Linked DNA regions of Homo sapiens: region 1 is linked to region 2. The links are chromatin loops, found by intact Hi-C in ENCODE. Cell type or tissue: A673. All regions are shown on one strand. Each heading gives the region's core, and the rest is flanking DNA. Links, peaks and the distances in the headings are about the cores only. Region 1 has its middle 29 kb from the start of MIR4639. Region 2 has its middle 100 kb from the start of LINC02543.

The links. Peaks named below come from ENCODE experiments on the same cell type or tissue, not always from the same donor. Only the 100,000 strongest peaks of a DNase experiment are listed, where the experiment ranks them.
Region 1: it touches region 2 in a loop (2.0-fold over the local background); 3 of 110 quality-filtered maps call a loop at or near these places.

What each region holds. Positions count from the first base shown.
Region 1 is chr6:16,164,549-16,176,184 of GRCh38, forward strand. It overlaps the pseudogene MRPL42P2. Among named protein-coding and RNA genes, the nearest start is that of MIR4639, 29 kb to the left of the region's middle. In A673, for the core only: a CTCF peak has its summit at 4,571 (motif pointing left); a DNase peak (open chromatin) is centred at 4,563.
Region 2 is chr6:15,887,606-15,899,241 of GRCh38, forward strand. No RefSeq gene overlaps it. Among named protein-coding and RNA genes, the nearest start is that of LINC02543, 100 kb to the right of the region's middle. RefSeq lists enhancers at 8,653-8,947, 9,614-9,663. In A673, for the core only: a CTCF peak has its summit at 6,160 (motif pointing right); a DNase peak (open chromatin) is centred at 6,156.

The DNA of each region.
Region 1 (11,636 bases), core at 1,099-9,098, 280 kb after region 2:
CACCTCAGCTGACCAAATAGCTGGGACTAGAGGCATGCCCACCACACCCGGCTAAGCACCTTTGATTCTAATATTGAAAATATCATTATAAAATATCTAGTAGGTATGGATTAATGAATGAGTTAAATGGCAGATGTTTGACCCTAATAAGTAAAGGTTTCGGGACGCCAGGGAGATGGTAATATCTGGGATCTTCTTAGGCCTCATTACCAGGACATAAAGAAACAAAATGAAGTTTCTCAAAATGCCCATTTAATACATTATTTTTTATCGTAATAAACATACGGCCTTTTCAGATCTTATTTTTGTTCCTTCTATTGTTAGTCCTGAGTGTTTGCCTATGGTGACAGCCAGATTTCATTTCATTCATTCATTCATTTATTCATTCTGACCATCATCTGGGGGCCAAGCACTGTGGTGGGTACTCAGGGTGCACCAGTGAACAGAACAGACAAAGCCCTGCCCTCTTGGAGTTTACATTCTAGTGCAGGCAACATGGGAATATAATAAATCCATAAACTCAGGAAGAACTTAGTTCTTTTTAGATCAATAAGGCCTGACTGTGAACTGTGAACTGTGAAGGGACAGATTCCCTGAAGAGGTACCGAGACCTCATTTTAAAAGAAGACTTTTTATTTTTGGACATTCTTTAGATATTGACTTTTTCTGTTCTCTAGTAGAAGTATCTTGCAGCAAGGAATAGAAAGACTGAAGTCAATTGATGCGATATTAGGAAAGTCCTGTCTTTTGCTTCTCTGGGCCCCTGTGTGGACTTCTGTGAATGAAAGAATAAAAAACAAAGTGCTTTTCCTATGCTCTTACTCAACAACAATCAACACAGAAGACTTCTGTGACCTCTGGGCACGAAGAAGTTTGTGGAGATTTCTCCCAACCAGCAGCCAATCAATCAATCCAGCAGAGGACACTAGCTGGGTGTCCTCTTATTCAATTCAATTCTGATGCTATCTACCTGGAGACAGCATCAGATCCCACAGGTTGAGGGCTCAGTCCCACAAAACTGCCCTCCACCGCCCCAGGATCCTCTCCTTTTTTTAGGGTCCATTGATTAGCAACCTTAATTCTATATGGAACCTTAACTCCCCCCTGCCAAATGAGGGGGAAAAACACACCCAAAGCGTTCCCTCTATTCTCTCACTTAAACAATCAACACAGAAGACTCCTGTGACCCAATTGAGGAGGTGTTTTTCCCATCCACCAAGCAAGCAAACAATTCCTCAGTGGACACCAGCTGGGTGTCCTCCAATTCAATTCGATTCTGATGCTATCTACCTGGAGAGAGTGTCAGATCCCAGAGATTGAGGGCTCAGACCCATAAGACTGCCCTACCCCCAACACACACACCTTCCCATGCAGATCGCAAGCCCCAGGTTGTATTATCTGTGCTTCTGACCAACTGGCTATACACTAGGGTTCCCACAACCCCGCCGGGTTCCCTTAATTTGTTAGGGCAGCTCACAGACCTCAGGGAAACACTTAAGTTTTCCTGTTTATTATAAGGGATGTTACAAAGGATACAGATGAAGAGATGTGTAGGGCAAGGCATGCAGGAAGGGACACAGAGCTTTCGTGCCCTCCCTGGGCACACCACCTTCCAGGAACCTCCACTGTCTGGAGGTTCAGCTACCTGGAAGATTCCAGAACATAGTCCTTTTTGATTTTTAAGCTTCATTAGGGAGGCATGATTGATTAAGTCATTGGTCATTGGTGACCAACATAATCTTCAGCCCTTCTCCCCTTCTCAAGGTTTCGGGGTGGGGCTAAAAGTCCCAACCCTCTAATCTTGCCTTGGTCTTTCTGGTGACCAACCCCATCCTGAAGCTACCTAGGAACCGCCCCTATTAGTCAATTCAATAGCACATACAAAGCCACTTATTACTTTGAAGAGTCCAAGGATTTTAGGAGTTGTATGCCAGGAAACTGGAGGATAACCAAGTACTGTATATATTTCACAATATGACAGCCTCACTTTCCATTATAACAAAATAAGGAAATTAGATAATCAACAAGGCTCTCTGTAGCTCTGAAATATTAACACTGTGATTTTATGGAACACATATAAGAAATCCTCTAGCTTTTTTTATTTGACTTTTCCAGCAGTTAACGTGTTTTTTTAAATATCAGAAATCTAAGTGGTCAATACTCTTCTTAAATGAGTTTGTCTATCAGATTACCTCATTTTATAAATTTATTATAGAGAAGTTGCTGCAATCTTAGCATTTCTGTGAATTGGAGACCATGATTCAGACTTGTTGATGAGGTCCAGAATAACTGAGGGACATATCTCAGTAGGGTTTAGATTGTCAATAAACGAAATCAAGGAGGTATCTAAAGGAGTTCTGATCTTGCTTATTAGAAAAAGTTCAGGAAACACAGCAGAGAAATAAGTTAAAAAAAAAAATCTCTGGAGGCAGTAGGATCTGACCAGAGAAAACAACCACTAAAATGTTCACAAGTGCCAGGGGGAAGGAGGTAACATTCCTCACATTTACAGACCTTTGAAGCTCATTTTAACTTGGGAACTTTATGGACATAAGGATAAATCCAGGGCTGCCTGGTTAAGGGTCGGGTCTCATTACTCCCTAGTTAACAATTCACATTTTAAAATGAAAGAACCTGATTTAAATGTAATCCTGTCTTTAGGCTTGAAGACAAGTAAAATGCTATTTTTATCTAATACATAAGTAAAAGCAAGAAAATCCCCTCCAGAGAGTGGAAGCTGTTCATGGCTCTATTGTAATTTCTGTCTGCAAATGTGTGAAAGAAACTTTCAAGGGAAAAATGTTCCAGAAAGTAACCTTTTAAACGTTAAACCACTGCACTTTAGAAAGCAAGATAAAGAGCTTTGTACCCCAAGCTATTTCTCTGTTCCTTTTTTCTTGAGCTAAACCTCCTGTGTAATAATTTCTTTGGAATGCTTTGTTCTGAAGAGATGTTTCATGCGACTGGTGCCTTGTCTCAGTAATCAAAGACACACTGAGTCAAATTTGGCCTTTGGAAAACAACCTGGATAATGACTGCCTGTAATTATGTAAATGTTTAGATAATAACTGATTTTCAATTTAATTTGATGGAGACAAAACTTAGCACATCCTTACCCAATGCCTCTCCTTGTAAGTGGCCACTGTGTCTTCTGGGTAACTTGAGAACCTGGCAACAATATCAGGAACATAGTAGGTGCTTTATAAATAGTTAGTAGATGAATGAATGAATGAGTGAATGCTTAATAAATGTGCTTGATCTGATCCTAAAACAATTTTTTTCCTTTTAGAAATTCAGCCATTTAGTCATCATTTTCTGAAGCATATTTCAAAAGTATACTAATATTGAAGAGTAATTAATAGAAAGCAACTGACACTATGTCTTTGTTAATGCTGCACCCCCTTCCCAAATAAATTTCATGGTTTATGGCTCTCCAGAGGCGAGGGAACAAAGCCACTTGGGAGAAAAGTATCTGCTGAAGTTTTTGGTTTTTGCTTTTCTAAAACTGCCTCAAATTCAGAAAAAAAGGCCATAGTTTTCATGGCTATGGGGTCCACACTCTAGTCTCCATGCAGAATCTTTCCCTAGTGACTGGACTTGTTTTGGCAGCCCTCAGGGTAAATTACTCTCCTCGATAGCCCTCAGCAATCACAGAGGCTTATCTCAAATTCTTCTTGTCGAAATGGGATGTGTACTTGGTCTTACCACTTGAAGAAAAAATGTTTAAACACTGCACAGTTTACCAGATCTTACTTTGAGGTGTTCTCTGGGGTTAGCCAAACAAATGGAGAAGGTCTAAGTAAACTGTTCAAGACTTTCAGCCAACGCTGAAAGTGCAGTGCTGGAATTGCCTGACCCCAGAGAGAGGGTAACTCTGAGCGTGCAGTTTCTAGATCAAGGTCGGGAGGTGCTGACCACAATGGGGCCATGGGTGGAGGGTGATGCCTTAGGCACCACTGAGGAAGTAGAAGAAAGATCTAACCCTGGAGGTATCTTCCTCCTGATTTTTTAGTTTTTCTGGAGAGCCCCTCAGAGTGTGGGAAAGTGTGTAGTGGACTGGGATTTGGGAGTGTTACCTTCCTTCCAGCGACCCTCTACTTTTCTACCCACTTCTTGCTGATACAAAATCTCCAGGTGCAAAATTTCTTGGTGACCTCTGTGCCCCGCTGCAAGCAGCTTCCATAGAAGGCAGATATGACCTCAGCATTACACACAGGCATTTTTAAAAAATAAAGGATGCTATTTAAATTAAGGAACAATTTAAGCAAACAAAAGACAGAATAATAAACAGACTCTATGTGCCCACTACCAGGAGTAAACAGACTTGAACATTTTGCTTATTGATATGGTCTGGCTGTGTGTTCCCACCCAAATCTCATCTTGAGTTGTAATCCGAACTGTAATCCCCAGGTGCTGGAAGAGGGAACTCTTGGGAGGTGATTGGATCATGGGGGCGGTTCTCCCATGCTGTTCTCTTGTGATAGTGAGTTCTCAACAATATCTGATGGTTTTATAAGGGTCTGTTCCCCCTTTGCTCTGTGCTTCTCTCTCCTGCCACCTTGTGAAGAAGGATGGTTTTGCTTTCCCTTCTGCCATTATTGTATAAGTTTCCTGATGTCTCCCCAGCCATTTGCAGCTGTGAGTCAATTAAACCTCTTTTCTTTATAAATTATCCAGTCTGGGGCACTTATAGTAGTGTGAAGCCGAACTAATACACTTACTTACTTTAGGCCTTTTTTTTTCTTTCTTTTTTTTTTTTTTAAGAAATAAGATTTTATAGAGTTAAAAAAAAATCCTCCCTCAATTTAAGTATCTGCACAGCTATTCTTTCTATTCTTTTTTATCTTTGAATTGCTCATAATTAAAATCAAAATAATTTGTATATTTGTAAATTGTTTTGATTTTAATTATGAGCAATTCAAAGATAAAAAAGAATAGAAAATAATACAATGACTATATACCCACCATTGAGATTACATGCATGATACTATTTTGCCTTATTTGTTTTAACCTTGTTCTAAATTTTTATTGTGGAAAATTTCAGACACATACAAGAGTAGGAAGAATAGTATAATGAGCTCCATGGACCCATCACCCAGCTTCAACAATTGTCCACTCATGGACAATCTTGTTTTATCTGTGGGGTAGTTATAGATAATATAGATTCTACATTCTCCCATATGTTATTTATCTATACACATTTCGTCATGTATCTCTTAAAGAGAAGAACGTTAAAAAAAATAACTGCAATGCCATTATCATACTTAAATGTAGCGATAATTCACTAGTGTCTGCTATTAGCCAAAATCCAGTCAATGTTCAAATTTTTTCATTGTAAAAATAATTTTTTTTCAATTTTTGTGTTTGAATCAGGATTCAGATAAGGTCTACACCAAGCTTAAAGCCAACCTGCAGCCTGCAGGCCACACAGGGCCCTGGACAGCTTTGAATGCAGCCCAACACAAATTTGTAAACTTTTTTAAAACAGTATGAGTTTTTTTGCAATTTTTTTCCTCTTAGCTCATCAGCTATTGTTAGTGTTAGTGTATTTTATGTATGGCCCAAGATAATTCTTCTTCTTCCAGTGTGACCCAGGGAAACCAAAAGATTGGACACCCCTCATCTACATATTGACATTGATTTGACAGAGACAGTTATACCTCTTTCTTTCCAATTTTTATTCTTCTAATTGCTTGTTCTTATCTAATTGCATAGACTAGGACCTCCAGCCCAGTATTAAATAGCAGTGGAGATCATGGCTATCCTTTGTCTTGTTCCTCACTTTAATGGAAAGTCTCCAGTGTAATCACGTTAAATAAGATGCCAGCTTTTGAGCTAAAGTATACACACACACAGACATATAATCACATGTATAACATATTAAAAATCACATATGAATATAAAGTATACATTATTTATATATTTCAGTAAATGTTGTACCATATATAACCATATATAATGATATATGTAATTATATATAATCATACGTATTTAAAAAACAAAATAGTCATCAATGTATATTTTTAAGTGTTAAGTTTATCAGGTGCGTTATCTACCTCTGTGAAGATGATTATATGACCTTTTTCTCTTTGTCTTAATATGAAGGATTATGTTATTAAATTTTCTAATAATGAATCCCTCTTGTTAAAGATGATGCTGATTCTTGTAGCAACTAGAATTATAAATGGAAAAGGCTACAAATTATCTCAGAAAAAGAAATCTAGATCTCCTATTTGATAGGGAAAGAGAATTTATGTACCATACATGTGTGTGACTAAAATAATCAACTACTGATGTTTAATTTTTTAAATCTCCCTGTATAACAACTATAATTAGACTTGAGTTTCATATACACCTTTCAGATGCTATTGCCAAGTACATTCCCAGTTTTTAAATATGTTTCTATTCTTTAGCAGAGTAAACAGCAAAAGGTGCTAGAAGGCAAATAAATGTGCAGGGAGACAGAGCAACACGTGCCCAGAGTATTTTGTGCTGCCCAAAGCCATTTGGCTTTGAAGAGATTCAAAGGAAGAAACATCTGATGTTCAGACACTAAGATGAAAGAGTTAAAGGGCTTCTTCCCAAAAACCCATAACCCTAGCCTAATCGTGAGAGAAACATCCGTTGAATTCTAATTAAGGGAAGTTCCACAAAATTCCTGACCAGGACTCCTCAAAACCATCAAGGTCATCAAAAACAAGGAAAGTCAGAGACACTGTCATAGCCAAGGGGCACCTAAGAACAAATGACAACTAAATGTAGTGTAAGATCCTAGATGGGTTACTGGAACAGAAAAAATACGTTGGGTAAAAACGGAGAAAGTATGAATCCATTATGGGCTTTAGTGAATAGTAACAATATTGGTTCATTAATTGTAACAAATGCACCGCACAAATGCAAGATGTTAATATTGGGGGCAACAAGTGGGGGGACTTGAGGTAAGGAGCTGCCAAGTGATGAAAACTGGTGTGCCTAGAGGCAGATTTTCAAAGCATTCTCTCTTCAAAACATCTTTTTCGAAGATGTTTATACTACCTGATAAGCATCTCCATACCCCATGGCTGTAGCAGCAGTAAAATAGAGGACAGTAAAGCAAATTGTCTTGAAACATTTATTTCCAATGCAAAATGGAGCTTTATACTGTGTGTGTTATAAATCTATGTATTCTTCTCTACCTGATGACTATAATTGCAAAACAGAGCTTGCTGTGACTTCCAATGGCAGGAAGTGAGCCTGCTACCACTCTCCTGTGGACATTCCCTATGAATACACAAAACCCATCCTTCAACCACATCCTGGGCACAATAATGAAGAAATACAAGATCAAGTGCTGAAAACCAGATTGGAAGAAAAAGGTGAACACCTTGAGCAAAGACCCATGATAGAACAACTTAGCAAAATGTTCTTTAGTATTACACGCTGTTGGTATTCTCATGGACAGTATTAAAGATGTTGCAAGAAACTAGATCTTCTAAAAGGCAGATGACTGAGGTACTCGGGGGAATCAAAGAGAAATGTTCTTCATTTGCCATTTGAGAAAATGCAATCCGGGGTGTTCACTAACATGTTATATAGTAAAGTCAGAATAATGAATGTCTTTTCATATTAAAAAAATAGTAGGGGGAAGTAGGTGTGGGACATATGAGGACTGTCTGCACTATCATAATTTTTCTGTAAATCCAAAACAACTGTAAGATTAAAAGTTTATTTTTAAAATTAAAGAACCTTAAAAAATAATACAGGTACATCTTTTCTCCAGATGCCAAGAGAAGTAGAATTATATTCTTGAATTCCCCATCCGTTTTTTTCAAACTACCCACTAGTGCCAGCTCAAGGAGCAGTTTGCTTTTTTCATTTAGAAGTATATTTGGAGGCTGGGCATGGTGGCTCACACCTGTAATCCTACCAGTTTGGGAGGCCAAGGTGGGTGGATCACCTGAGGTCAAGAATTTGAGACCACCCTGGCCAACATGGTGAAACCCCAACTCTACAAAAATACAAAAATTAGCCGGGCATGATAGCGGGTGCCTGTAATCCCAGCTACTCAGGAAACTGGGGCAGCAGAATCACTTGAACTTGGGAGGCAGAGGTTGCAGTGAGCCGAGATCACGCCATTGCACTCCAGCCTGGGTAACAGAGTGAGACTCTGTGTCAAAAAAAAAAAAATAGTAGAAGAAGAAGTATATTTAGGCTTATTTTGGTGAAGGAAAGTGGTAGATGGAGTGAACTGGAGAAGTGATTTGGAGAAAAGTCAAGATGCAGCATCAAAGCCTTTGATGGGACACACTGCCTTCCTCTCATAGGCATTCACGAGTTGACAGCCGTCTTTCCTTTTCTCTTCTGTCTCTCCATCTTTCTTTTTTATTTTGAGGAGATCAAGCCTGCAAATTAAGACAGAAACAATACTACTTCGAAACTTCTTTAGCAGCGGTCCTCGGTGCTCCGGGTTGTGACACGCTCCTCGGTTTCTGTTTAGCATTAGCTCTTCAAATCTGGTCTTTAAGTTCAGTATCTCCCAGGAGCCTTGGCTTTCCTGAGCTTTTATTGTCTTGTTATTCTGCTTACCTGACATAGAGATAAAACCCTCTCACTCCTTTGTAAGCAGCCTGGAGTCATCGCCCAAAGATGTAACTGAATCTTCCTCAAGATGTCATTCTATAAAAAGGGGCCTGACCCAATGCTTCCTATGTATTTCAAAGACATGAAGGACACATTTGCTGTTTTCCAGTAAACCACTTAAATATATAGTACTTGTTCAGAAAACTTGCCACAAAATCCGTTGCAAAAGAATTATTTCAATCAGGAAGCAAAAACATCTGGATTTTTATGACGTACCAAGGTACACCAGTCCAAAGACACAAACATCACAAAGGCCTGGCCTAGATATCATGAATAGTGGCTCTTGTTGAGACAGCTGCTGGGGTCTTGGGCATAGCAGGCTGCACATGGCTGGCTGTGCAGTCTAATGCACTTAATATCTTCATCTTAGCTATAGATTGCCTTTGTCATGCTTTAGTTCCCTTTCATTTACATTCATCTTCTGCTCAGTTCCTTCCTACCATATTTTCTTTGAATTGATTGAAAAAAGGACTGTTCATGGTTTGCTTCTGGTCCAAGACAGTGAGTTCATGGGAATAACACAAAAGCAATTTTAAAAGGAGGAAGTTTTCTCAGGCTTTTGGGGATACTTCTCCAGAGATGGCATGCTTCTAGTCAAGGCAGCTGTGCTGTTTGAGATCACAGCCTGATCTCACGGGGCTTTCCCTTTAACTTTTTAATATGGAATATTTCAAACTATGGAATATTTCAAAATATTTCTCATACAAAAGGAGAAAGAATAGTATAATGAACCCCCAGCTTGAACAATTATCCCCTTATGGCCAATCTCATTGGATGTGTATTTCCAGCCATTCCCTGACCACCCTTCTTCCCTGGGTTACCCTGAAGCAAATCCAGGATGTTATATAATTTCATCTAAAACTATTTTCTATGCATCTCTAAAAGATTTGGACTCTTTCTGAAAACATAACTATTATCTGTTATTACAACAAACAACCCAACATTAATTCCTTGATATGTTCAAATATCGTCAGTGTCCAAATTTGCCCATTGCCTCAAAAACAGTTTTTCTTTGTATTATTTCCTCATTTATTTTTATATGTCATTTCAATGTAGACTAAAATAAGACTTACATATTGCAATTGGTTGATGTATCTCTTTATAAAGTTTCCCCTTTATCTTCCTATACCACATCCTCCCTCCCCCCTCCCCTTTTTTGAGGCTTTTGTTTGTTTCTTTTTTAACATGAATAAAGTGAAGTAAACATTTAAAAATGGAACTCGAAGAGGACAACCAACCAACCAGTAGATGGGATATTTTCCCTTTCTTTTGAAAAGGTGACTCCCTCTGGCATTGGACAGTGTTTTACTTTTTTCCCACTGAGGATGCAAGTCCAGCAGGTTTCTCCTTAATTTGCTTGAGGGTTGAAAGGACAGCAGTAAATTCCAGGTCACAACCAAACTGCCTATTTAATTCCCGGAGTGTTAAACATTAACACCCAGGCCTTGCCTCCCCAGAAATCAGCATTTGTTGATACAAAGTGTACTCTGGCTTACAACAGATACCTGGGCTTTTCTAGCAGCCTATTTTTACTCAGTCACACACCCCACCCCAGCTTGCCATCAGTTCAGCCACAAGAAAAAAACCAAAGAGAAAGAAAGTTGAAATATTTAATTTATTGCCGTGTGAATCTGTTTGAGTAGCTTCACAGAATCTTAACACGAACAACCTGCGGAGTTGAGATGTTGACACTAAAATGGCACAGCAGGCTACTTCACAACCCCACCCCCGTCTTTTCTTTTCCCTTCTTATCCCACTCACCCCCCAACCCCCAGATGGTTTAACTAAAAAGTCATTTAAGGCGAGCATTGTGGAGAAGGATAGGCCGGGGGCTTCTCACTCTGGGATTTGGTTCAGATTCATGGTCTACATGTCTACACTCTGACAGTGACCTCCAACATCGACCTCAAAAAATTTGTACTGTTTTCCAAACACCCTCATTTTCCCTATCCCATTATGAATCTATAATCAGTTCATTTTTCTAAAACGCTAGAGTGTTTGTTTATTTTTTTGTTTGTTTTGAGACAGTCTCGCTCTGTCACCCAAGCTGGAGTGCAGTGGGGCGATCTCAGCTCACTGCAACTTCTGCCTCCCGGGTTCAAATGAATTCTTATGTCCCAGCCTCCAAATTAGCCAGGCATGTTGGCCACACTTATAATCCTCAGCTAGGATTATAAGTGTGGCCAACATGCCTGGCTAATTTTTGTATTTTTGGTAGAGACAGGGTCTCGTCATGTTGGCCAGGCTGGTCACAAACTCCTGACCTCAAGCAATCCACCCTCCTTGGCCTCCCAAAGTACTGAGATTACAGGCTTGAGGCACTGCACTGGCCTAGAGTTATTGTTTTCTTTCTTCTTAAGCTAGGTCTGGCCATTGAGACCCTTAAGCAGCAACTGAAAGAGCAGCTTCTCTGAGAGCACCTCAGAGCCTTTTGTGATGCCCACTGCAAAGCAGGCTGAGGCTTCTGTATTGTACTGCAGGAGACTTTGCTCTTTCCTCAGCAGCATTCTCAACACCCTGTGTCTCTACTCTGTCTTGGGTGCTCCCACTGGGTTGCCCATGTGTTAAAGATTCTTGGTTAGTCAAGGAAAAGCAATAGCAGGTCAAGGAACCTGCCCCCATTGTGTTATTTCTAAACAAAGGACATATCTTGAATTAAAATGGGGTGTGGGGGACTGGAATAAAAGGGTTTCTACTAATATCTGGAGTTGGCTCTATAAGGAGTAAGATCCCAGCCATGGCCCGCCATTGCAGTGGGGATTCCACGACCTCTGTGGCCCAGGCTGTGTCTTCAGGTGAATGTAAACCCCTCCGTTAGTACACCTGTAGACAGCCTACATGCTCTGGGGTCTTAAAAACCTGAAATCAAATTTCACTTCTGCCATTTATGAGTTTCTTATTTAGGAAAGTTTATTTCTTAAAGTATCAGGTTTCTCATCTGTAATAAGGGAATTAAAATATATAACGCATATGGTTGTTGATATGGTTTGGATTTGTGTCCCTGTCCAAATCTCATG
Region 2 (11,636 bases), core at 1,449-9,448:
TGTGAAACCCAAGTACATGCATGAAAGCTTATTGCTATTTTGGTTTTTGTAAGATTGAAAGTCAGGGGCACTCAGCATGGTCATATTTATCAAGCAGAAAGACATAATTCTCTTGTGTATTAGAAGTAAAGGTCCCATTCAAAGCGCATGTGTATTTCTATCTCTCCAGGCATGCTGGGGCCCGTTAGACCAAATACCACGTGGATGGTCTCAGCAGACAGAAAAACTCCACGGAGTTCTATCTGGGTAGAGGAAGGCCATCAAAGGGAGATATTGTCCAGGGCCTGAAAGTGGCACCAAAAAAAGAAAGGGTGGATCTTCACACAGGATGGGTGGAGGGGAAAGGAGGGAAGCTATTTAGCTAGAAACAAAACAAACCCACCCAGAATGAAATTGCACAATAAAAGGAGGAACAGAGAGTTCACAGTGCCAATTCGAGAATAAGTTCAATGCATATTCTAGCAAATTAGTAAATAAAACAGGATGAAATAGTGGATCAAGAAGGATTATTAATGAAAAGAACCATGACTTTGGGTTGCTAGGCTCCAGCTTGAGAGTCGCCAGCAGGACTAGATATGTCTGGTTAAGGTGGGTGGAAGCTGTCTCCATGTTCACAGTCATGTCTGCAAAAATAGAATTGGGATGATGAGAAAAGCCTGAAGGAAAATAAGCTGCTCTTCTACTCTCTCCATTCCTTGTGCATTGCTTCAATTTAACCTTACTAAACAAGCGCCGGCCTGCAGAAAGATGAGTGGTGTTTTCTATTCAATTAATCATTGAGGTGCTCTCCCAAAGAAACCGTCTGTCAATAAGACACATTTGGAATGATGACAGGAGACCATGGACTATTAAACAGTAGAATGATGTGGATTTTCAGCTCACTTTCAAGGTTTCAGAGAGCACATACAACAAACACTTTCCTTCTAAAGACTCTAGGACCCCCACACTGTTGAATAAATGACTGTGTGTGTGTGTCTCTCTCCATCTCTCTCTCTCCTGCTCTGCAACATTTATGAAAAACTAGTGCAAAAATTGTGCATGGTTATGGATTCTCAAATCAAGTTTCCCCTGGGTTATCATTCAGATGAACTTAGCAAGAGAATCTTATTGGTGATAATAATTATGATAATGAAAGTAACTTCCAGGCTGCGTGTGGTGGCTCATATCTGTAATCCCAGCACTTTGGGAGGCCGAGATGGGAGGATTGCTGGAGCCCAGGAGTTTGAGACCAGCCTGGGCGACATAAGGAGACCTCATCTCTAAAAAAAAATTAAAAATTAGCTGGGCCTGGTGGCTCACGTCTACTTGGGAGGCTACTTGGGAGGCTGAGGCAGGAGGATGGCTTGAGCCCAGAAGGTTAAGCCTGCAGTGAGCCATGATTGCACCACTGCACTCTAGCCTGAGCCTGGGCAACAGAGTGAGATCCTGTCTCCAAAAAAAAAGTAACCTCCAATATTTGCACAGGTCCTTATGGTTCATACTTAGTCCCCACAAGAACGCTTAGGTAGTACATATCCCCATTTTATACCTAAGAAAGCTGGCTTAGGCACACGCTGCCAGAATTTGGAAGCAGTCAGCAGAGCAGTCCTAGGGAGTGCTAGGTCTGAGCGGGACTGGACCCTTTATCTCCCTCTGCTTTCCTCTCTGCCCTGGCCAGAGAAGAGCACCAAACACATGCTGTCAATCCTCACTCTGTCTCCACAGGGACGCCAAACGTCCTGTGCTACTAACAGACTTTCCACATGTGGAACTCCTTATGGCTCACAGCAGTTGGGAGACAACGACACTGCTGATCAACCAACTGCTCTGCTGCTGGTCTTAACAAGCAATGATAAAAAAGACCCATCAACTTCTGAGGTCGGCCTCCCAGAAGACAAAGCCTTTGTTCCCAATGTGGAATCAAGTCCTTGAGGGCGCCAGCTCTGTGTCTGTGCTTCCTTCAGCACCCTGCTCTTTTCCTCTTGCCAAATAGAAACCTTTTGAACTAGCATTTCTCAAAGTACTCACCAGAATGTTCCAGAAGATGTTAGGCAATGGAATGTGGAGAGGGTGGTGGGAGGATTCTGTGATCAAATGTGCTTGAGAAATGCTCTTGAAGATTTACATGCACACTAGTATAGTAAAGTTTCTGAGGAATCCCACAGTAAAGAACTATTTAATTTTATTTATTTTTGTGGTTCAGATTCTCCTTTTCTTTCTCCTCTGAACCCTACCCATGTCTAGTGGAATATTTCTTTACCCATTATAGAATTGTAAAATTATGCAACCCTCCAAAATAATATCAGAGCAAGGCCAGGCGTGATGGGTCATGCCTGTAATCCCAGCACTTTGGGAGGCCAAGGCGGGCAGATAACCTGGGTCAGGAGTTCAAGACCAGCCTGAACAACATGGCGAAAGCCTGTCTCTACTGAAAGTACAAAAATTACCTAGGCATGGTCATGTGTGCCTGTAATCCCAGCTACTCAGGAGGCTGAGGCAGGAGAATCACTTGAACCTGGGAGGCAGAGGTTGCAGTGAGCCAAGATCGTGGCATTTCACTCCAGCCTGGGCGACAGAGTGAGACTCTGTCTCAAAATAAACAAACAAACAAAAAAAGACAAAATAATATCAGTGCATAGAATGTTCTGGAAATGCCTAGCTTCCTGAACATGGCCTGGTATACAGTAGGGCTTACAGTTGTTGAACATTTTTAGGTATTTTATAAATCAATCCCCAGTATTTATGTAAAAGAATGAAACTATAGCCAATTAAACAATCATGTTCATTTGACACTGCTATTGCTCAGTGGTTCTCAAATTTTGTTGCAGTTAGAATCACCAGAGGGAACTTTAAAATTTGTGATGCCCGTGCTGCACCCTAGACCCATTCAATCAGAACTGTGGGATTGTAGCCAAAGTATCAGTATTTTTTAAGTTCTCCAGGTGATTTTTATGTGCAGCCAAAGTTGATAACAAAAGGTATGAATAATTATGCAATGGCAAAGAGCAGATAAGGGACTGAGAAGAGTTTCTGGGATGGGTGATATGCATCACTTGAAAATTGTCCGTGAATTTATGAAATTTGTCCTGTCAAAACCGAGATAAATGCTAGAGACTTAGCCTATAGTTTTACCTTTCTAATCAGTAAACATGTGTTTCTAATAATGCATGCGAATTAGTTTAATTATACACAAAAAATTCTGGTTTATGTAGATTGCAGAAAGCTGCAGGTTGGACATTTGTTGCATCATATGGCAATTTGGTTCAAGGTGGACAAACACAGGTAACAATGAAAGACACCGAAGAGTTGGCTTGTAGAATGGGGTTTTGCGGATATGTAACACAATTGATTTATGAACCAATTTCTATGCTGAATACTCTGGAAAACGTTCCCCTTCCAAACTATTAGCCCATCATGGATACATACTAATGGTGGCTGAGTGCTGAAGCTCAGGTGATTTTCATCACTCGGGGCATCATGAGGAAAGAAGAGGCACTTACGATGGAGCTTAGATCTCTCAAGGAAGAGTAGATCTTAGGCCACATGGAGAGTTCTGAGTAGTCAGGAATAAGTAAAAGTAAAAATAATAATAGCTAGACTTTACTAAATACCAGGCTATATTATATATGTCAGTTATTTCATGCAATCCTTGTTTATGAGAGAGGTACTATTTTTATCTCCATTTTCCTGGCGAGGAAACTGGGGGGATTCAGTGAATTTGTGTATGCAAAGTGCTTGGCACCGGAGCTGGCACATGACCAACACTCAATAGTGGTGGCTCCTAATTTTTGGATCATAGAATGTTAGAGTTGGAAGAGACCTTAGAGATCATTAGTGAAACCCATCATTTTATTTCTTAAAATAAAACCGGCCGGGCTCAGTGGCTCACGCCTGTAATCCCAGCACTTTGGGAGGCTGAGGCGGGCAGATCACCTGAAGTCGGGAGTTGGGAGACCAGCCTGACCAACATGGAGAAACCCCGTCTTCACTAAAAATACAAAATCAGCCGGGCACAGTGGCACGCGCCTGTAATCCCAGCTACTCGGGAGGCTGAGGCAGGAGAATGGCGTGAACCCAGGAGGCGGAGGTTGTAGTGAGCTGAGATCACGCCACTGCACTCCAGCCTAGGCAACAAGAGAGAAATTCCATCTCAAAAAAAAAAAATTAATAATTAAATGAAATGAAACAAAATAGTAACAATAGAGGATTTCAATATTTAGAATCTGCCTGAGATTCGGCTGTGATCCAATGTTAAGAGTGCTGGTAAAATCCCATCTACCAAATCCCTCCTCTACAGATAGCATTGTTCTTTGCTCCTGATGGCTGGAGTCCCTTAGGTAGAGACCCCACAGGGCCTTTAAGCTGTGGCCATAGAACAGCATTCCCTGACCACCCGCATTGTGTCACCCTGGAATAGAGGCTCTGACTGGCATGAAAGACGGGGAAGGAACATTCTCTTTCCCTAAATGTCCACAGAGAGATACAATTTTAGAATAACTAAGCATAGGCAGGGCACAGTGGCTCCTGCCTGTAATCTCAACACTTCGGGAGGCTGAGGCAGGCAGATTGCTTGAGCTCGCAAGTTCGAGACCAGCTTGGGCAACATGGCAAAATCTTGGCTCTACAAAAAATACAAAAATTAGCTGGGCGTGGCGGCACACACCTTAGTCCCAGCTACTTAGGAGGCTGAGGTGGGAGGATTGCTGAGCCCAACAGGTGGAGATTGCAGTGAGCTGAGATTGCCTCACTGTACTCCAGCCTGGGCAACAGAGCTAGACCTTGTCTCAAAAAAAAATAAAAATAAAAACATAAAAAAAAGAATAATGAAGCATAAATGACTAGATATGTCACTTACCAAGGATATAGGAGTCAGCTCATTTTTTATTCATTCACTGGGCAACTATTTATGGAGTAGGGGTTAACACTTATTGAGCAATCACCATGTGGTAGATGCTGTGGATGTTGTAATGTGCCTCCGAGATCCTGCTTCTTGAATGAATGATTTCAGCTGGAGGGAGTGCTGTTGGCAGGCAGCCTTCAGCTGTCAGCCCCCTTCAGAGGATGCCTTAAATAAAGAGAGCTAATTTGCCCAAGGATACACCTCCAACACATCCTGGGCTTTCTCTCATCCAATGACTTATTGAAATAGGGTGCCAGGGAAGTGATAAAAGCATAGCCCTCTTGCCCCAACCCAGGACAGTTCTGAAAGATTGTCTTATGTTCAGAACTCCCTGCAGAGTTGACTTGTCTTTCAGCCCTTCCCCATTCCTGTTCCTAGCACTTTATCCATTCATTCATTCATTTCACAAATATTAATTAAGCACTTTTCATGAGACAGAATCCACAGGCAAGAGTATATTGGATATATATTCAACAAACTCTACACCATGTAGACTCTACCTCATGTTCATGATGCAGAAGATGTCCTCAGGGATGAAAAGAATCTAATAGAACATTAATATTAATTCCTTGCTTGGGTCTCTGCTAAAAAAAATGTAGAGAAACTCTCATTAAACTGTATTTAATAGAGACAAATAATAGGAACTGAACCATGTCATAATAGATTAATTAATTCTCCCAAAACTAATTGAGAAAGGAGTTGTCAATAGATATCGTCACTGGAATCTAATGGTTTAATTTGGCAGACATCCCAGATAACATTTGGGGTCTATCTGTGTGGGATAAACCTTGCTGCCTTATTCTCCAGGAATGAATACATAGGTATTCCAAGTACAAATGCAGAGTTACCTGAATGCTTATGCAAGCATATTATGGGGTTTTGGTGTACTGTATGAATTAGTAGCATAATTAATAACAGGTCTACATATAAGTAATGCATAAAATATATTATATTTATCTGAAAGTGTTTCAGTAAAATAATGATATTCCATGTTTTAAAAAATAAACTTTATGAGGGAAGAAATGTTTATTACTATCATATGATTTTTTGATAATTTTTTCTAACGATTATGATTTACAGACAACTGATTTTTATGTTTTGGCCCAGTTTTATTTTCATACTGAGGAAGTAAGAAGAAATATTCAAGTTTTTCAAGATGGAGTGAGAGGAAATAGCCACTTCATATGGTGCTCTAGGATAAGAATTCTGCAATCAACAACAAAATACATGTCCTTAAGACGGTGTCATGGCTTAACTGTGCCTGCAATTTATGCATTTTACCACCAGAGGGAGATAAGGAATAATAGTCATCGGAAGCTCCTGAGCCTACAAGCTCCTAAGTGCGTCAATTTTTTTGATTGAAGATAATTCACTCTCCCTCTAAATAATAAGCATACATTTTCAAATTTTGAATGCACTATATATTTTCTAAAATATAAAAATAAGCTATTTTTAAGCAATCTATTTACTGAAAGACAATACCTTAGAAACAGGGGTCAACAAACTTTGTAAGGCAGATAGTATAGTAAATATTTTAGGCTTTGTGAGTCATGATTTCTGTTGTAACCACTCAACTTTGCCATGTAGTTGAAAACAGCCATAGGCAATATGTAAATGAATGAGTACCCTATTTCAAGAAAACTTTAGTTATAAAATCAGACAGTGGGCTGGGTTTGGCCCATAGGCTATGATTTGCTGATCGCTAACTCAAAATTAAGTATTACGAATTCAGTTGCCTACAGTAAAGCAGGCTCTGTAGAGACCATGACAAATCAGGGAGCACATATTTTATTTAATAGCCAGCTCCACTCAGCTCCAGCCGATAGTAACTAGGCAGAATGTGAGCCTAGCATGACCAGATCTTTCTATTTTTCAAAAACAGATGGAAACCTGTATTTTTACATATTTCCCTATTTTAAAATTTTGGCAATTAGTTCAGACACCACCACCACCACCACCATACACACCTTGGGTACCCAGAAAGCAACTGCACAGACTGCATTTGTCCTGTTGAGCAGCTTCTGCTGCAGAGCAACTTTTAAAAATTAAAAATTAACCAGGCTGGGCATGGTGGCTCATGCTTGTAATCCCAGCACTTTGGGAGGCCAGGGTGGGTGGATCACCTGAGGTTGGGAATTCGAGACCAGCCTGACCAACAAGGGGAAACCCCGTCTCTACTAAAAATACAAAATTGGATGGGCGCGGTGGCGCGTGCCTGTAATCCCAGCTACTCAGGAAGCTAAAGCAGGAGAATTGCTTGTACCCGGGAGGTGGAGGCTGCAGTGAGCCGAGATCACGCCATTGCACTCCAGCCTGGGCAACAAGAGCGAAACTCCGTCTCAAAAAAAAAAAAAAAAAATTAACCAATATGCTGAAGACAGATGTGAAGATTTCTATCATTCTTTCATGTAAGTAAAGGAAATCAAAATATTTTACCCCAAAATATATTTCTTTAACATATTTTGAAATGGCTGCTGCAGAGCTGGCAAAGCGAAATGGCCTTGCAAAGCTGTCTTTTATGGGGTAAAATCTGCATCTGTAGAGAATCTCCATTAACACAACCAGGCTCTAGGAGAGATTCAGAGTCTTACACCTTTAAAAGTCTAAAAAGAAACATGTACCTTTGAGGGAGCCTTTATCTACATAATAATGCCAGCTCTGCTGACCAAGCCTATTTCTTTCTCTGGCCCTTAAACTGTCCTGCCACCAAAACCTGTTTGGGGGCAGGCACTGAGTCGTCATTCTTTCTTTAATCTCCAGATAGTATAAAAGCTTCTGTATTGTTGGGTTGGATCTTCATTCTGAAAGTTCCTGTATAGACATGCTAAATTGTATACCTTTTCTGCTATTAATCAACCTGCCTCATGTCAGTGACTTTTTTTAGTGAATCTTTAGAGGGCCAAGAGCCTATGGCCCCCACATAAACACTTACATAGCACTGATTAAGTGGGAGGCACTATTCTAAGTGCTTTGTCTATATTAGCTCATGAATTATCCTCACAGCAACCTTGTAAGGTAGGTGCTATTACTGTTTCACCCTGGGCAAAGAGAAGCTGAGTAATACCCAAGGTTACACAGCTGAGGTCTGGCAGAGCTGGGATTTGAACCTAGGCAGCTCTAAGGTAGAGTCTGTACACATAACCCATTAGGCTGTAACTTATCGGAAAGGGGTCTTGATCCAGACCCCAAGAGAGGGTTCTTGGTTCTTGTACAAGAAAGAATTTGGGGCGAGTTCATGGAGTGAAGTGAAAACAAGTTGATTAGGAAAGTAAAGGAATAAAGAAGAGCTACTCCATAGGCAGAGCAGCAGCACTGGCTGCTTGTCTAAGGACATTTATAGTCATTTCTTGATTATATGTTAAACAAGGGGCAGATTATTCATGAGTTTTCTGGGAAAGGAGTGGTCAATTCCTGGAACTGAGGGTTCCTCCCTGTTTTAGACCATATAGGGTAACTTCCGGATGTTGCCATGACACCTGTAAACCGTTATGGCACTGGTGAGAGTGTCTTTTAGCATGCTAATGTATCATAATCAGTGAATAATGAGCACTGAGGACGACCAGAGGTCACTTTTATTGCTGTCTTGGTTTTGGTGAGATTTGGCTGGCTTCTTCACTGCATGCTGTTTTCTCAGCAAGGTCTTTATGATCTGTACCTTGAGCTGACCTCCTATCTCATCCTGTGACTTAGAATGCCTAACCTCCTGGGAATGCAGCCCAGTAGGTCTCAGCCTCATTTTACCCAGCCCCTATTCAAGATGGAGTCACTCTGGTTCAAAGGCCTCTGATGTAACCGTCTCCCTTCCATGGCTGCTTTCCTCTCTTAATCCTGCACTAAGCTACAGCAATAGAGAGAAGAAGACTCTTGTCTCTCTTCTAACTAGACTTGGGCCTCAGGGTCAAGGTTTCTTCCCAGTCAACTTATCTTCCCAACCCAAGTGTGGACTTTGTGGCTTTGGGGAAAGTCAGGTCTGAGATGACTTCATCCCCTACTGTGAGGCAAACTCCCTAGCAAATGTCAAGTTGAAAGTTTGGATCACCCCATCACTTCTGTGTTTATATTTTATTGTAATTATTTTTCAGTAAAGCTTACTGCTCTGGAATTTGGATTAACTCTACACACAATATTTAGTTTAATTATCCATCGTGCTTTTCTAATTTGTTCTAGCAAGCCCCAAGAAAATGACTTCAGATAATGTGTGGAAAGATTTCTTTCTTAAAGCTACAGTAACTGAATATAAGAAAAGGCCATCAAATGGAAATTAAAATTGCTTTAAAAGGATAGTGATAACTCATGTCTAAGTTTGCTCAGTTGAAATCACAGTTTTGAGAGAGAAGTAGAATTTTTTTTCTCTAGCAAACTTAAAAGAAATGACGAATTAGGTACTTGTGTCACTTTTCTAAAATGCAGCTATGAGTTTTATTGCTGATTCTTGAAGATATTCTGAAAAGTAATTTCAGCTGCAAAGGAAATGCAGGAGGCAAAACAAATTATAGTCCCTCTTTTCAAAAAATGTGAATACCTCTGGGAGACCAGTGAAGCTATCAGTCATACACAATTTAATATGCAATACTTTTTGCAGCAATGTTTTCCTTCTAATGCCCACAGAAGCTAGATTCTGCTGGGAAAGGAAAGTTTTAGAACTTCTGGGGTCACGTGAGGCTTATGGTGATAATGCATGTAGTTTCGTAACAGAAACAGGGTTTGCCTGGAACTGTCCCAGTTTTAAAACTGAAAGTCTTGTATCCTAGGAATGCCCTCAGTACCAGGCAAACCGGGACACTCAGTGACCCTAAGATCACCGGACGGCGTTTGTGATTTCCTGTCTAGTTCTGCTCTCACTTCCCTCCTCTCCTCACAGCTAAGCCATCTTAACTGCTACTTACAGATATGGCCCCACAGGCTCTGAATAACCTCCTCAGTGCTTTCCAAACCTCCTTGACTGTGGGAATCACCTGGGTGCTTGCCAAACCCAGATTCCCAGGCTGCACTTTTGGTAATTCTCATCCAGAGGTTTGCAGTAGGTCCTGAGAGTCAGTGAATTCACCAAAGCCAGGGGAGTCTTATAATTGGAGAAGTTTGGGAAGCACTAATTAGCCTACATTCAAAGGGGTATGCAAGTACTCTAGTTCAAGAACCAGGAGGCTCAGTATAATCCACACTCGCTGTGGCCTGGCTTGGCCACTGGGACTGTCAGAGGCATTCGAACCAGAACAACTTCATCTTGAATAGGGGCTAGGTAAAATGAGGATGAGACCTGCTAGGTTGCATTCCTAGGAGGTTAGGCTTATTCACAGGATGAGATAGGAGGTCAGCATAAGATACAGGTTATAAAGACCCCACTGATAAAACAGGATGTGGTCAAGAAGCCAGCCAAAACCCACCAAAACCAAGGTGGCAACAAAAGTGACCTCTGGTCATCCTCACTGCTCATTATAGGCTAATTATAATGTATTAACATGATAAAAGACACACCCATCAGTACTATAACAGTTTACAAATGCCATGGCAATGTCTGGGAGTTACCCTATATGGTCTAAGAAGGGGAGTAACCAGCCCAGCGCAGTGGCTCATGCCTGTAATCCCAGCACTTTGGGAGGCCAAGGTGGAAGGGTCACTTGAGATCAGGAGTTCAAGACTAGCTTGGTCAATATCGCAAAACTCCCGTCTCTACTAAAAATACAAAAGTTAGCTGGAAGAACCCTCGGTTCCAGGAGAAACCCCTGCCCCATTCCAGGAAAACTCACGAATAATCTATCCCTTAAGTAGCATATACTCAAGAAAATAACCATAAAAATAGCCCGCTAGCAACCCTTGGGGCCGCTCTGTCTATGGAGTAGCCATTCTTTTATTCCTTTACTTTCTTAATCAACTTGCATTCACTTTACCCTATGGACTCACCCTGAATTCTTTCTTGCACGAGATCCAAGAGCCCTTTCTTGGGATCTAGGGATCGGGACCCCTTCCCAGTAAGAGGACCATTGCTAGCAACTGGTTTCCAGGGGGCTCCCCACACACTTAGGAACTGATCCCTGAATATTTGTCCAGGGGCTGACCTTTCCTGCCTGCTGACAGAGGTCTCTGCTTCTTCCTGCTTTTCTGAATGTCTGGAAATAGCTTATTCTGAGAGTCGCCATTTTCTGTCCCTGTACTCTCATGGAGTCTACCACTCTCAAGGTCATTGCCCTGTGTGTGGAACTGCCACATCTCACCTCTACCTGCAGCTGAGTTTGCTTCTCTGTGAGTCTTCACTGTTCCTGGCCTCTCCTAGTTTCTCCTGTAGACTGTGTTTAATGCTTTTCTGTCAAAATGTTTTAAGAGATTCACCACGATGAGAAGAATGCAAAAGGCAAGGGATACTGCTTAAGGGTGTGAGCCCCTGAGCTGACTGCTGAAGTTGAACTCCAGCTGTGTGATCTTTGGCCTCAGTTACTTAACCTGTGAAATGGGGATAATCATAGTATTGATTTCCTTACATTGTTGGCAGGGTTAAATGAGAAGATATCTGTAAAGCATTTAGCATGGTGCCTGACACCTTTGAAACTGTAAATGTTAGCTATCATCATCACTCTTATTATTACTAGTGCTCTTATCATCATTAATTGTTATATTATTTTTACTAGGAAGTAGGAGAAGGATATAGAAGATAGGGCAGGAGAAGATCCTTTATCTTTTAAAAAATTTGCCATGGAGGCTGAGTGCAGTGGCTCATGCCTATAATCCCAGCACTTTGGGAAGTTGAGGCAGGAGGATCACT